3 separate regions of the Homo sapiens genome follow, and regions 1 and 2 are each linked to region 3. A link is a contact called in ENCODE Hi-C or POLR2A ChIA-PET data. All regions are on one chromosome and are shown on one strand. The core of a region is the stretch at or near the end of the contact, and the rest is flanking DNA. Distances in the headings are between cores, read along the strand shown. Region 1 holds the start of LINC02126 (long intergenic non-protein coding RNA 2126). Region 2 overlaps CDH11 (cadherin 11). Region 3 holds the start of CDH11 (cadherin 11).

Region 1 (4,025 bases), core at 575-3,074, 55 kb before region 3:
CAGGACTGTATTTTCACAGCCACATTCCTGCTGATCTCATTTTGGGTCACTGGCTCCCAGTCATGATTCCTCATCATTTCCTGCCTTCTTGACCTTCTCAGTTGAGCAGTTCTTGTACCGAACTCACCTCAGTTCTGTTTGATTTTTATGTCTTCTAAGATTTAGAGTCTTTCCTAAGGCTGCCTGTGTATCAAAGCTCAACTTACCCTTTCTTTTGTGGTACGGGGATTTTTATTTCCATGATAATGCTGAGCCTGAACAATTGTTCCCAAGTTAGGATGGGTAAGACTGAAGGTGATTTTATCCTATGGTTTTAATCTTTGGATCACACCTGTCTTTTCAAGGTGAAGCACAGAAATATATTCTAGGGAGCTGTTGATGAAATCACTGAGGCTGGAGCTGGCTAATTTTTAAGTAAATTGTAATAACTATTGGCAATTATTCTGATAATCTCTCTTTGAAAACAAAAGCTCTGGGCAGCATGACAAGTATCTTGGAGTACCATCCTACTGACAACAACATAATTATTATTATAGCTGTTATTATTCCCCAGAAGTTTATTTGCAAACTTTAAATGGCAGGTAGTTTTAATCTGGTTTGCTGCCAGATACCGGGTGTCCCTCCCTCTGTCTTGGTTAACAATGCCTATAAACATCACCTGGAAATAAGTCTGCCTTGCTTGGACCATTTCTGTGATACAAAGTGGTAAAAGATGATGAAACATCAGGGGATTTAACTATATCAACATGATTGGCATTGCTGCTGGTGCTATTATTACCATGAATATAGGGTCTTATATGGGAAAGACACTATAAGCTCATCGCATTAAGACAAGACTTCTTGTCTTCCCAAGGAAACAGCAAGGCAAACCATTTCAGAGATTATGACATTAAGGACCTGAGAGGTCATGTGATTTGATGAAGGTCATCAGTAAGTGGTGGAACCATGATTTTTTTTTTTTTTTTTTTTTTTTTTTTGAGACAGGATCTTGCTCTGTCACTCAGGCTGGAGTGGAGTGGCATGATCACATCTCACTGCAACCTCTAACAGCTGATCTCAAGTCAGCCCCCTCCTCAGCCTCCTGAGAAGCTAGGACTACAGGCATGTACCAGCACACTTGGCTAAGATTTTTATTTTGTGTAGAGATGGGGGTCTCAATATGTTGCCCAGGCTGGTGGAACCATGATTCTGATGTGCACTTTCCTGACCCAGAACCCCAACACATTATCCAACTCAGGCTTCCATGGAGTAACCACAAACTTGCTCTTGGTGTCATCCCACCTTTGAAAGGAATTCAATCGACTCTGAAATGCTGAGGGCATTCAGCATCTGACAAATCCGAGTGTTAAGGAAAGGTACCTCTAATTCCTGGTTTGGAGCCACCATGAAGCTGTGGGGACCTATGAATCGGCGTCTTCTCTTCTTCCTAACCACAACTATGCATATTGGAAGCTCCAATACCTCCACACTGTGCTGCCTCAGCACACAGCTGTGGGATGTCTTCCAGAGAAGACGTTTATTTTCACTGACCCATCCTCTCCCACGCTTTAGTTTTATTTTTTTTTAAATGGGTCAAAGTGTGAACAATCATCATCCACATGAAATCTTCCAGCTGCTTCTGGAGCTGTTTGGAGACCAACGTCTGAAAGCCAACTCTTCAATCATTTCTCAGAGGGAAGAGCCCTGGGGACAAGGCCAGGGCTAAGAGGGACGAGAGAGCCAGGAAAGTCCAGGCCAAGGGTGCCTCTTGAACCTTGTGGCTGAGGGGAGCAGGCTGTTGGGATGATCAGCAGACATGGAAAGTCCTTCCAGCTCTACCCCTGTGTATTTCCCAGCGAATGCTCTCGGATTTTAGGACTTACCTCCTAAAATTTTCACTTGGTCTAAAGCAAAAGGCCCCAGGCTTTCTGTCAGGAGCTGCAACTTTTCATCTGATGAGGAGGTAATGAGATTTGCTGAATTCTGGCTATGGGGTTCTGTGTTAAATACTTTTTTTAATCTTTTTTTTTTTTGAGACAAACTTCACATAACATAAAATTCACCATTTTAATTATTTTGAAGAGTACAATTTGGTGGTTTCCAGACCACAATGTGCAACCATCATCACTATCCATGTTCAGAATATTTCCAGCACATCATCTCACAGAATCCCATCAACACTACTATGAGGTAAGAATTCTTGTTTGCATTTTACAGATGAAGAGATGGCACATCAGAGAAAAGTGACAAAGGTGGCAAAGGTGTGGAGTGGTGCGACTGGCATTTCCATTCCAGAGTGCATCACTTCAAACCTTACATTCCTGAGGCTGTTCGTCGAAGGCTTCTCACAGTAAGCTTTCTTGATATGTGGAGGGGCTTAGGTGCAACAAGAGGCTGTGCTTTACTTCTCCGAAGGAACACAGAAAAGCAGATGGGGGAGAAACAGTTGGTGGCATCAAGCTTTTAAACCTACCAAGAAAAAATGAGAAAGCTACCAGGAGATTGCAATCTGTAAATTAGGAAGCGTTGTGTTGGGGGGGTGGGTGGTAGCAGGTGGAGGTTTATGACTTTGATGCAAATGGAGCAGTGGGTATAAATAAAAAAACAAACAAAAAAAGAGTGTGAGTTTCCACCAGAAAGCCTACATGTACGTCCATATGTGGATCAGTATCTCACCAGTCCTATTTCAGGCATTTCTCTGCAGAACTCTTGTCATTTCTCTGACGGATGAAGGTATACTATGCTCTTAGCCAGTTATCAGCAGGTGAGCTAAGCAGCTCGTGTAATGCAGGGCCAGGGTTAGTATAGGTGGGAGCTGTTAGTGAGGAAGAATGGGTACAAGAGTGAGGAGAGTCATTCTGGACAGGTGATCACACAGCGTTAGAGGACATGAACTCAGGTGGTAAAGGCAGGCAGCAGGTTCCTTTGGGCAAAACCCAAAGATGGAGAGTTGTGATCTCTTGCATTAGAGATGGATTCAGGCAGAATACTGGAAGGGAAGCGAGACTGGGACCCCTGAGGCCACACCTACAGCTTTTATTCTTGGAGCAGCAAGCAGCAGGCTTTCCTAATTCATTTTTTTTCTCTCTCTCTTGCAGTCTAAACTGCAGTTCATTTATTGCAGAGCCCTGTTCACATGGGTTCTCAGAGACATTTTCATTCTCGCTTCTCACCACGCTGGAGATGAGAACTAGATGTGGTTTTCTAGATACAGTCTACATTTCCCTTTGAATCTGGAAGTCCGGCTTCAAGGTCAAGTATAGCTTCTTTCTTCTCATTGTTGGTCAGTGAGTTCCCTGGGATTCTCTTCCTTTCAGTTTATGTTGGTCTGAGTGTTTGGAGTTTGCAGCTGAGCCCCTCCACCTGAACCCTCAAGCCTCCCCTGTCAGTTTCCTCAGTGACGCACTTCAATTACACATACCCCCTTTGAATCCCTCACTTTCTAAAACTGCTGAAGTCTCTTCATAAAACAAAATATTTTAAAACATTTCCTTGAAGAATCAACAGAATACAAAGTTGATTCTCCCCCAAATTAATCTGTAGGTTTAATACAATTCCTATTAAAATCTCAGCAAGGTTTTTTGTAGACATAGACAAGCTTATTCTAAAATCCATATGGAAAGGCAAAAGACATAGAACAGATAAAGCAACTGTGAAAAAAAAAAGGGTAAAGGAGTCATCCTGTCTGGTGTTAAGGCTATTCTATGGCAATAATAATCAAGGCAGACTGGTATTGGCAGAGAGAAGGGCACAGGCCAGTAGCACAGAATGGGGAACCCAGATATAAACCTATACAAATACACCCAACTGATTTTTGACAAAAGCACAAAAGGGTAGCCTTGCCTAAAAATGGTCCAAATGGGCCAGGTGCGGTGGCTCACACCTGTAATCCCAGCACTTTGGGAGCCCGAGGCGGGTGGATCACCTGAGGTCAGGAGTTCGAGACCAGCCTGACCAATATGGTGAAACCCCGTCTCAAAAAACGAGCAAACAAACAAAAATAGCCAGGTGTGGTGGTGAGCACCTGTAATCCCAGCAACTCGGGA
Region 2 (4,174 bases), core at 80-2,579, 51 kb after region 3:
GAACAAGTTGGATCAGGCAACTTGCCCAGAGCCCACTCTTTACTACTTTACAATATACAATACAATAGTGTAAAATAAATTTAAATTGTTTTTAAAGTTCTAAAGCAATTTCATGCATCCTTTTCTTCAATATACAAGTATTTCACTGCCAAGTGTGTTTCCATTCTGAAAAATCTACCCCTTTAGGTTTTTAAGTTAAAAATGCTCCCTAAAACAATAAGAGTAATAGATAGATGATGTCATTTACTTTTTAAAAATATCCATAAAATTTTGGCTGCCAATTTAAAAAAAAAATTGGACAAGAAGATGCTGTTAGTTCAAGGGAAGACAAATAGTTCGAGGTCCTCCCTTTTGGATTGGGACCCTGCCGTGGGCTGGGGGTACCATGAGCCTGGTGGGCACAATGTGATCCTGCCTCTGCCGGACTTGGCTTCTTCTCTGCCTGTTTTGTAGCAACCACTGCACTTGTCTTTCTTGCTTGTGTCTGTGTGGGTCTCATTAGCAGTGGGTGTGTGTCTTACCACAGTGGCTCATTCACAGGGCTGCTGGCAGTGCCAGGGATCAGGAGCCGCCTCTCCGTCTGTCCAGAACAAAGCTGGGCTGAGCCCTCTCACGGTCCTGTGGCCCTTGGTCTCCCCACATGAGGTGTCCCGAGATTGAAGAGAGAAGGTGCCTCCTGGCATTGCCAAGGCTGGAATCTGCCTGTCAAGGAAGTCCCTCGGCGGCTAGCTGCTGCACCATGACCTTCGTGATGGTGGAGTGAGTAGGCACTGGAATCAATAAGCCTGGCCTCTCCATCTGCCAGCCTGAATGCAGGTGCCAGTTACTACTACCCAGCAGGGACGAGGGACGGGAACGGTGGCGCATAGATCCCAGCAAAGGGGATTGGCTTTTGTGGACACAAGCTTGAGGCTGGCAGTGCCGTTTTATTTATGTCTTGTCCCTGCTGTAACAGCTGCCGCCTCTGTATGCCTTTGCTCTTTCTGTACTTTCGGCTCGGGTCACGATCTTCCTTTGATTCAGAGTTTGTTTTTATTCCAGCCTGGTTGCTGCTGCCAGAGCCATGGCTCAACGGCTTGGCCTGGACTGTTGATCCGCATGTCAGGAGTTTCCAAAAGTTTGTTCCGGTCTATCTTTGAGAGAAATAGCATGGACTGGATCCCATCGCCAGATTGTGGTGTCTGGGGACACGCGCTTGGGGCACTATTTCCATCTTCTGTCTTTGTCTGGTCCCCTCCTCATTAAATCTTCCTGGGTCTGTGGAGCTGACTACCAATTGGTGCCTGACCTAGTTACAGAGAGCCACTACGTAACCCCTTACTCATCACCATAAATGGATCATAACCGTTTGTTCACTGTGATTCAAAGTGGACTCTGCTATTTTAGAGTCGTTTCTCCCTTTTTGGAGTTTGCGCATGGGGGTGTATGTGCATATATTTATACATGCATGTGTGTATGCACGCGTTTGTGTGTGTGCGTGTGTGTTGTGCAGCTGCCTAAATTAAGCTGGCATTTTCCGTTGCTATGTGGGGACTCTGCTTTTGGAAAACACTTCTGTGGCATTGTATGGAATCGTTAACGGGCTTGCTGGTTTCCCTGCCTTGACCTCCTTTCATTTTCCACTGGGACCACTTTCTCTTGAGCATAGGTTCTCACATTTTCTGCTCGAGGTGTCAGCTCTGTGGCCACTCTTCTGCCAAAGGGCACCAGGGAGTTCCTCAAAGGACCTTTTGAACTGTTTGTTCAATGAATGAAGAGTTCAGTCGGACAGTGACGAGGACAGCACATACCTCTGATTGGTCCCTGCCTCAGAATTGCTGGGCATGACTCATGCATTTGGCTCTTGCCTCTGCTGATCTCACAAGCCATGTGGGAGGTTGGTTTTTTTCAGCGTCTCCCAGAGTCTGTGACCTTGTCATCACCATTTTGCCTTGCATTTTGAAAAATACTCTCCCTGAACAAATTGTGTTTATAAAGTAACAAGCAATTCCTTTTCCTATTTTTAGTTATTCATTTGTACCTATTTTCCAATCAGAGTTTCTAATCAGTATGAGTTAATCAGAGTTAACATTTATTTATTTACTGAGCACCTTCTGTGTGACTGACCTATACCAGGTGCTGGCACTAGGAAAGTGAACAAGATTCAGTCTTAGCAGGGGTTTCCAATGCATAATAATATTTCTGTTAATTCACATTAATTTGGGTAAAATTTATTGCTCACCCATGGCATGTGTGGGGTGGTGCCAAGTGCCTTATGTATACCCCTTCTTTAATCTTCAGGGCAATGCTGTGAGTTTGTCATTAGAGATACCACTTTGCAGATGTGGAGACTGAAACTTGTACAGTTGAGTCGAGCCATTCACTCAAAGTCACACGTTCAATTACAGGGTAGAGGCAGGATTTGAACCCTGGATTGTCAGACTCCAAAACTTGCCCCATGGAGATTATAGTCACCAGCTCCCTGCATTCCTTCCTTCACTCTCCTACTGGATAGGTGTTTGCTTTTGTGGACATGAGGAGTGTCCTATGTTCTCTCCATGTTCCGTGGCTTTTGGTTTAGTGTGAGGTGTCTGAATATCCTGGGGACAAATGAATTTGTTGCCCCATAAAATAACGGAGCTTCTAGCTTTCTAAGATATTAAACTTACTTACCTCTTGATTGTTCAGATGGGGAAAGTGAGGCTCTGAGTGCAAAGGGATTTGCCACAATCGTACAGTGGCAGGGTCTGGACTTATACTCAGCAGCTCTGATCTACAGGCTGATGGGGTTATTGGCTAATTTATTCTGAGTCAGATGGCAAATCTCAAGAGTTCTCCTGGGAAATTCTATCCAGGTTTGAGGTCAGAGCAGCCAAAATTAGATACAATGCAAGCTCATGAGGGGCAAGGTTCTAATCTTGTTCATCACCGTGTCCCTGGTCCCCAGCACAGTCCTATGGTGCAATTGGTGGTCAACTGATGTGTGTTGGAGGAATAAACTGGGTGAAATGAAAGGGGCTTCCAGGGAGAACCTTCTAAGGTTTGTGCTATGGGATTGGTAGTTGCTTACCTTTCTTCCTGGGTTCTGTTAACCCAAGAAAGTATTTTAGACTCAAATTGATGGTATCAATATTTAATTTGACACTTCGATGATTCAGTCATTTGGTATTGTAAAACTATTTTTCCGTTTCTATTTTGGAATAAATTGGCTTGTTCTTTGGGCATCTCTGGGCAGAGTAGTTTTTCCTGGCTGTACAAAAAAGAGGATGCTCAGGTATCGGTATTTGTACCCAAGCTCACTTTAGATGTGGCCAGCTCAGGTGTCTATGTTGCAAAAGAGGTACTCCATGTGTCATGAAGTGACTACAAGATTAAAAAGTGTTTCCAGAACAGACAATACCTTAACCATCATATCAGAAATAAAGAAGAGAGGAAAGAATTCACCCAGAATTCATTCACTCTGACTCACGAATTGTCCTTATTTTCTTCCTCCTACTATTCAAATTAGTCAGAAATATTTTTACATTATTGTAATTGGAGTCGAGATTTGACGTCATAATGAACCATGTGGAAATAGTCCCAAGTATTTTCCCATGTTTCTTTATAAGTCACAGCATTGTGACTTTGGGGAAAGCCTGCTATTCCATGCACAGCATGTATTCTGTTTTACTTAAACGTTCTCCTATTACAACAAGGCAATTGTAACTTTATGGGAATGTAAAAGAGTGTTTCTTGTTGGCAATATGGGTGAAACTTAATGAGATTACGCAAAGAATTGCAATACCGACAAGGTCCTTTACTTCAAGTGAGTTTTTCTGTTTGGAGTCAGCCTAATGCTCTATTTTCCTAATGAAATGAGAATACTTAAAACATGCATAGGGAAACATCAAATTAGTCAATATTAGAATTATTTTTGTTCTTTTTCTATTTTTTATAATTTAAATAATTAAGATGACATTGAAAGCAAGCATCTTTCTTAATTGCTCAGAGCATTTTTCTTATTTCTGAAAATGGGTGGCATTTAACTGAGAGACAAAACAAGAACATCAATAAGAAATTAAAGCGAATGGCTTAGAAGTGCTAACCTGGTCTTTAATGTTTCTTCGGGAAAAACCACTAGAAAAGCAGAAAACTGTTCAAGTAAATCCATCTGCTAACTTTCAGGTCAAACCTGTTAGGATTAGTTCTTTAATGA
Region 3 (4,283 bases), core at 609-3,108:
TGGAGACCCAGGGGGCTATCACCTTGGACACCTATGGTGGGGGGAAGGCTGAGGAGTAAGATAACCGGGCAGCTGGAAACTTACAGCTCTTCCCCCGCAGTGGAGGAATGAGGAGTTCAAAGGCCACGTCCACACAGAGGGTGACAGAGGCATCCTCTCCGCGCAGGACGCGGACTGGGGGCAGGCACGCAGCGCCACCCGGATCCTGGAGTCGTCAAGAAAAACGCGGGCGCGCAGGCCGAAGAGGGTAGGTCCCGGGGCAGCCTCGCCGGCACCCGCCCCCGCGGGCGTCTCCCCAAGCCGTGTGGAAACCCGGGCGGCTGCGGGCGCTCGGGACCCGCGGGCTGGTGACCAGGAGCTGGAGGGCAGGGCTCGGCCGCTCTTGCCTTAGCCCCGCACTGGGGTTCCTTCCCCATGCGCTCAGGATCCCAAGCTTTCTCTTCCGTTTTCGGCCTCTTTTTCCGTTAACTCCTGGGCCCGTCTCCTCCCCTCTAGCCCTTTCAAACTGCTTGGCTGTGGCGCCCAGCTTTCCCTCCGCAGCCTCCTTCCCCGTCTTTTTCGCGGGTCCATCTCTTCTCCTTTCCCAGCCTCATCCCCGTCCCCCTAGGCGGTTCCTTTTTAGCCTTCACCCACTGGCGTCTCCACCTTCCTCCGCCTCCTCTCTTGCCTCCACCTCCCACCCTGCAAACTTGTTCAAGCCAGGGGTCCCCACACAGGCATGGTTGTTCCCTGCTGGGTGTGCGGATCCCCACGCCGTTCCCGGTACCGCGAGCGCCCCGCCCAGTCCTTGGCGTGATTCCTAAGCCCCGGCCCTGCCAGCCCTTTCTCCCGGCGACTCGGGGAGGGAGGGCAGGAAGCAGGCCCGGGGAACCCTCACGGTAGCGAGTCGTCAGTGAGGGGAACAGCGGAGGAAGGAGCTAGGACTCCGGCGCTGCGCCCCATTAGGCCCTTTCTCCCGTAGAAACGCACACTCCACCGGGCCCTGGCGGGTCTGTAGCGAGGGAGTGGCAACAAGTGACACTACCGGCGGGGGCCACTGATACCTGGCTGGGGTAGGGGCCAAGGCACCCTCCCAAAAGCTGGAGCGAGGCCGACCCCGGCGAAGCGCTCCCCGCGCACCCCTCTCCGAGGCGTTGCGTGGGGGGCACTAGACGAGAGGAGAGCTGAGAGAGAACGGAGACTGGGCTCTTCCCAAGTCCTAAGTCTCCCTCCCCGCCCGACTTCACCACCAGAGCCACCAGAAGAGTTTGCAAGGGATGGGAGATTGAGAGGGGTGGGGGCTGGGCAGGAGCCGCCAACGTTGAGGGATTTTTGGAAGGTGGGGTGGTGGAGTGAGAAAGAATAGAACGCGCTCCCGAATTCCCAATTGCTTCCCTCACTTGGACGATACCTTCCCCCAACCACCATCCCGGCCCGCCAGGCGAGAGCCCAGCCTGGCCAGCTGGAGCGGATTTGGGGGAAGGAGGAAAATGGGGGCTCCCAACCCCTCTCCAGCTTCCCTCCGCCGCCCTCCCTGATTGGCTGTGCGTCCCTGGAGCCCAACTTCAGTCGCTCCAGACTCCATCTGAGCCCTGAGGGAGTCGGAGCGCCGCGCCACGGGGCGGGAGGGGCGGCCACGAATCCAGGGGTTAGCATCTCTGGGCCCCTGGGGGGAGGGGCGCGGACGGGGTCGGCCCCCGCAGCCTCTGCGAGGCCCATCTCGCTGCCTCTCGCAGCCTCGGCTTCTCTCAGCCCCCGCCCTTTCCTTCCCTCACAGCGGCAGCCTCCCTCCTCCCGCCCCCCCCGCCCCGCACCCGCCTGCCCGCCCGCCACCTCCCCCCGGTTTCTCATTCCTGCCACTAGCGCGCTCGGCGGCTCATTCCGCGGCCGCCGCCAGCTGAGGGGAGCGTCGCGGGCCGAGGAGCAGATGCCGCGGGGGCCGCTCGCAGCCGCCGCTGACTTGTGAATGGGACCGGGACTGGGGCCGGGACTGACACCGCAGCGCTTGCCCTGCGCCAGGGACTGGCGGCTCGGAGGTTGCGTCCACCCTCAAGGGCCCCAGGTGAGGTGCGCCGCCAGTCCCTTCCTCTCGCCTGGTTGGGGCTTCTTGGAATGGGGGGCAGGATTTTCTCAGGAAGAGAATGTCTTGGCGGGGCGGGGTGGTGAGGGGGACGGTGGTATCTGAGTCGAGAAGGCTTCACTAACGCAAAGCAAAAGGGAGGGAGAGATTTGTTTAAAAATCAGAAAGGGAGAAGGGAGCCAGCTGTGGGCGCGGGCAAAGCAGGGGACGGAGGCTTCAGATGTGCGCTCCACGACTCTCCCTGGCTCCGGCCTCCTGTGGGGTCTGCGCCGAGGCCACAGCAGAGGGGGTTTGTACCTGGCTGGGGCAAGAGACTGCAGAGCAGACCTCCGGACACGCCGACTGTCCCCGGTCATATCTCTGGGGAAAGTCGCCCACGGCGCGGTGCCCGCCAGCCCTGCGCCGCTTCCCCAAAGCGGCGACATGACCGCGCTCTGCGGGGTTCTTACTCCATCCTCCCGGATCCCTGCCGAAAGCTCCCCGGGGCTTAGTCCCTGCAGTCGAGACTGCCGGGTAAGCCCGGGAAAACGGAAAGACCCCAGCTCCGGAAGGAGATTGCCCGCACTTTAATAGCGTGGGTTTGGGGCCGCCGACTGTGGTTCTGGGGCAGCAGGCTGCGGTGCGCTACAGCCCTCCAGCCCGAGTCTCTGCGGGAGCTCTGGCGCCCGTTTGTAAGCTCCCACCAGCGCAGGAGTAGGTCCATGAGCGGCCCAGACTCGGGCTCGCCTCTGGCTTGGGATTGGCGAAAGCTGCCAGGGTCAACGTTAACTTTGAGAACCACACCTTCCCGAAACCTGCGCCGCTTCTCGGAGCGCGCCAAGCCTCTCTAGCTCCCGGCACGCACGGCCTCCCTCCCTGCGCTCTGCCCCGGAACGCGAGCCGGGAGGTGGGAAGCACTGAGAAGCTGGCCAGATGGGGAGGACGGCGAGGAGAGCTCCCTTCTCCCCCCTCCCCAACCCAGAGGAACTGTAGGAGGGCCCGCCTCACGCTGTGAAGCGGAGTCCCCAGAGAAAGTGGGGTCGGGGGAGGCTTGCGGGTCCGGCTTCCTTGTCCGTTTTTTTGCCGAGGCCCTGCTTTCGCCCGGGGCTCGCCGCGCCTGCCTCTCCCGGGTGAAAGGTTTTCTAGGTGCTAGAAGAAGCCCTGTTGCTTTTGCTGATAATGCAGTAGGAATTTCATGGGCCATCACACTGCTATTAAGAAATCGCATCTTTTAATTATTTAATACCATCCCTGCCTGACGACGGGTTATCCCTAAGGGATGGGAGTGGGGGGTTGTTCTTGAAACCCGGCTGTATGAGGGTATAGATTTCACTAAAGTCTTCCCCCTTCGTCTCCCCCTAAAGAAATCGTGCTACGATCGCTCTGAAATCTTTTCTTATTTTCTTCTTCTAATCATGGCTATCGGTTTAATATGAGGCAGTAAGTTTTCGTTTTAATCACAGGGAGGCTACCATAATTAATCTGGCTAGAGGACGGATCAATTTCCTCATCACTTGGGCTTGCAGCAGACGTCGATGGTTTTGCGGGGTGTCTGGATTTCCTGGGGATGGGGATGCAGATGTGTTCTCAGGAGCGAGGATCCTGTAGCATCGCATGAGCACATTTGCCAGGCTGGGCTCTGAGCGCTAGAGCCTAATATGTTGGCAGAGAAGAGAAGGGACTGACCTTCTTTTCGTTAATCCTGGAATTGTTTTTCCTACAAATACGTAGGTGCAGACACCAGAACAGAAATATTAACTGCCCAACCCTAGCTGCAGGGAGCCTGGTCTTCTTCCAATAGGACAAAGGAAAAAAAGTTACAAAACAAAGGGACAGAGTTGTGGCCAATACGAGAAGCACTCTGAGGCTCCAGCTACTGAAGTTCCTTAAATGTAATCTCTGATTCCAAGTTTTAGAGTTGGCCAGTGGGCTCTGGAATTCGAACCTCTGTGAAAAACTGAAATCCAGCCTAGTACAAAAGGAATGTGAGTGCTTTTCAGTAGAGACCAGGGAAAGGCATCTGAAAGGCCAGGAAACTTTGCTTGAGTAAGGATTATCTTTACATCTTACTTTTGAAACATTGTAAATTAAGACATTAAAATGTCTTGCAGGCATGCACTATTATTAATAAAAATTATTACTATCATTTTAGTTGTTACTTCAGAGTCTGCATAAACTGGGCATTTTATGACATTGTTTGAAAGAATAAACCACCCTCCTCACCCCTGGGAAAGGGGGAATGAAG

What was found. Hi-C counts contacts between places; a loop is a spot of excess contacts on that map. ChIA-PET counts read pairs that join two places held with the same protein, here RNA polymerase II (POLR2A). Pooled maps may share reads with other maps.
Region 1: a loop to region 3 is called in a map of ovary, with 2.5 times the contacts of the local background. The contact joins the promoter of LINC02126 here to the promoter of CDH11 in region 3. A Hi-C loop is called at or near these places in 5 of 168 maps with a recorded cell type or tissue (heart left ventricle, heart right ventricle and ovary) and 5 of 50 pooled maps. POLR2A ChIA-PET finds 5 or more read pairs at or near these places in 2 of 52 experiments (AG04450 and activated CD8-positive, alpha-beta T cell).
Region 2: a map of dorsolateral prefrontal cortex shows a loop between it and region 3 (10-fold over the local background). The contact joins the enhancer-like site here to the promoter of CDH11 in region 3. A Hi-C loop is called at or near these places in 18 of 168 maps with a recorded cell type or tissue (Caco-2, PC-3, aorta and 11 more) and 12 of 50 pooled maps. POLR2A ChIA-PET finds 5 or more read pairs at or near these places in 4 of 52 experiments (A673, GM12878, WTC11 and 1 more).

What each region holds. Positions count from the first base shown.
Region 1 is chr16:65,174,372-65,178,396 of GRCh38, reverse strand. It overlaps LINC02126 (long intergenic non-protein coding RNA 2126), which reads left to right and starts at 1,824. Exons shown (of 4, transcript NR_110918.1): 1 at 1,824-1,942; 2 at 2,197-2,329; 3 at 3,078-3,231.
Region 2 is chr16:65,068,631-65,072,804 of GRCh38, reverse strand. All of the region lies in intron 1 of CDH11 (cadherin 11), which reads left to right. Among named protein-coding and RNA genes, the nearest start is that of CDH11, 51 kb to the left of the region's middle. RefSeq lists an enhancer at 217-1,135. Within about 2 kb of position 1,329, at least 17 of the 41 ENCODE cell types and tissues checked have a DNase peak (open chromatin) inside an H3K27ac peak, as active enhancers do; they include PC-3, ascending aorta, dorsolateral prefrontal cortex and 3 more, where a contact is called at or near this core.
Region 3 is chr16:65,119,638-65,123,920 of GRCh38, reverse strand. CDH11 (cadherin 11) reads left to right here and starts at 1,858. Exons shown (of 13, transcript NM_001797.4): 1 at 1,858-2,041.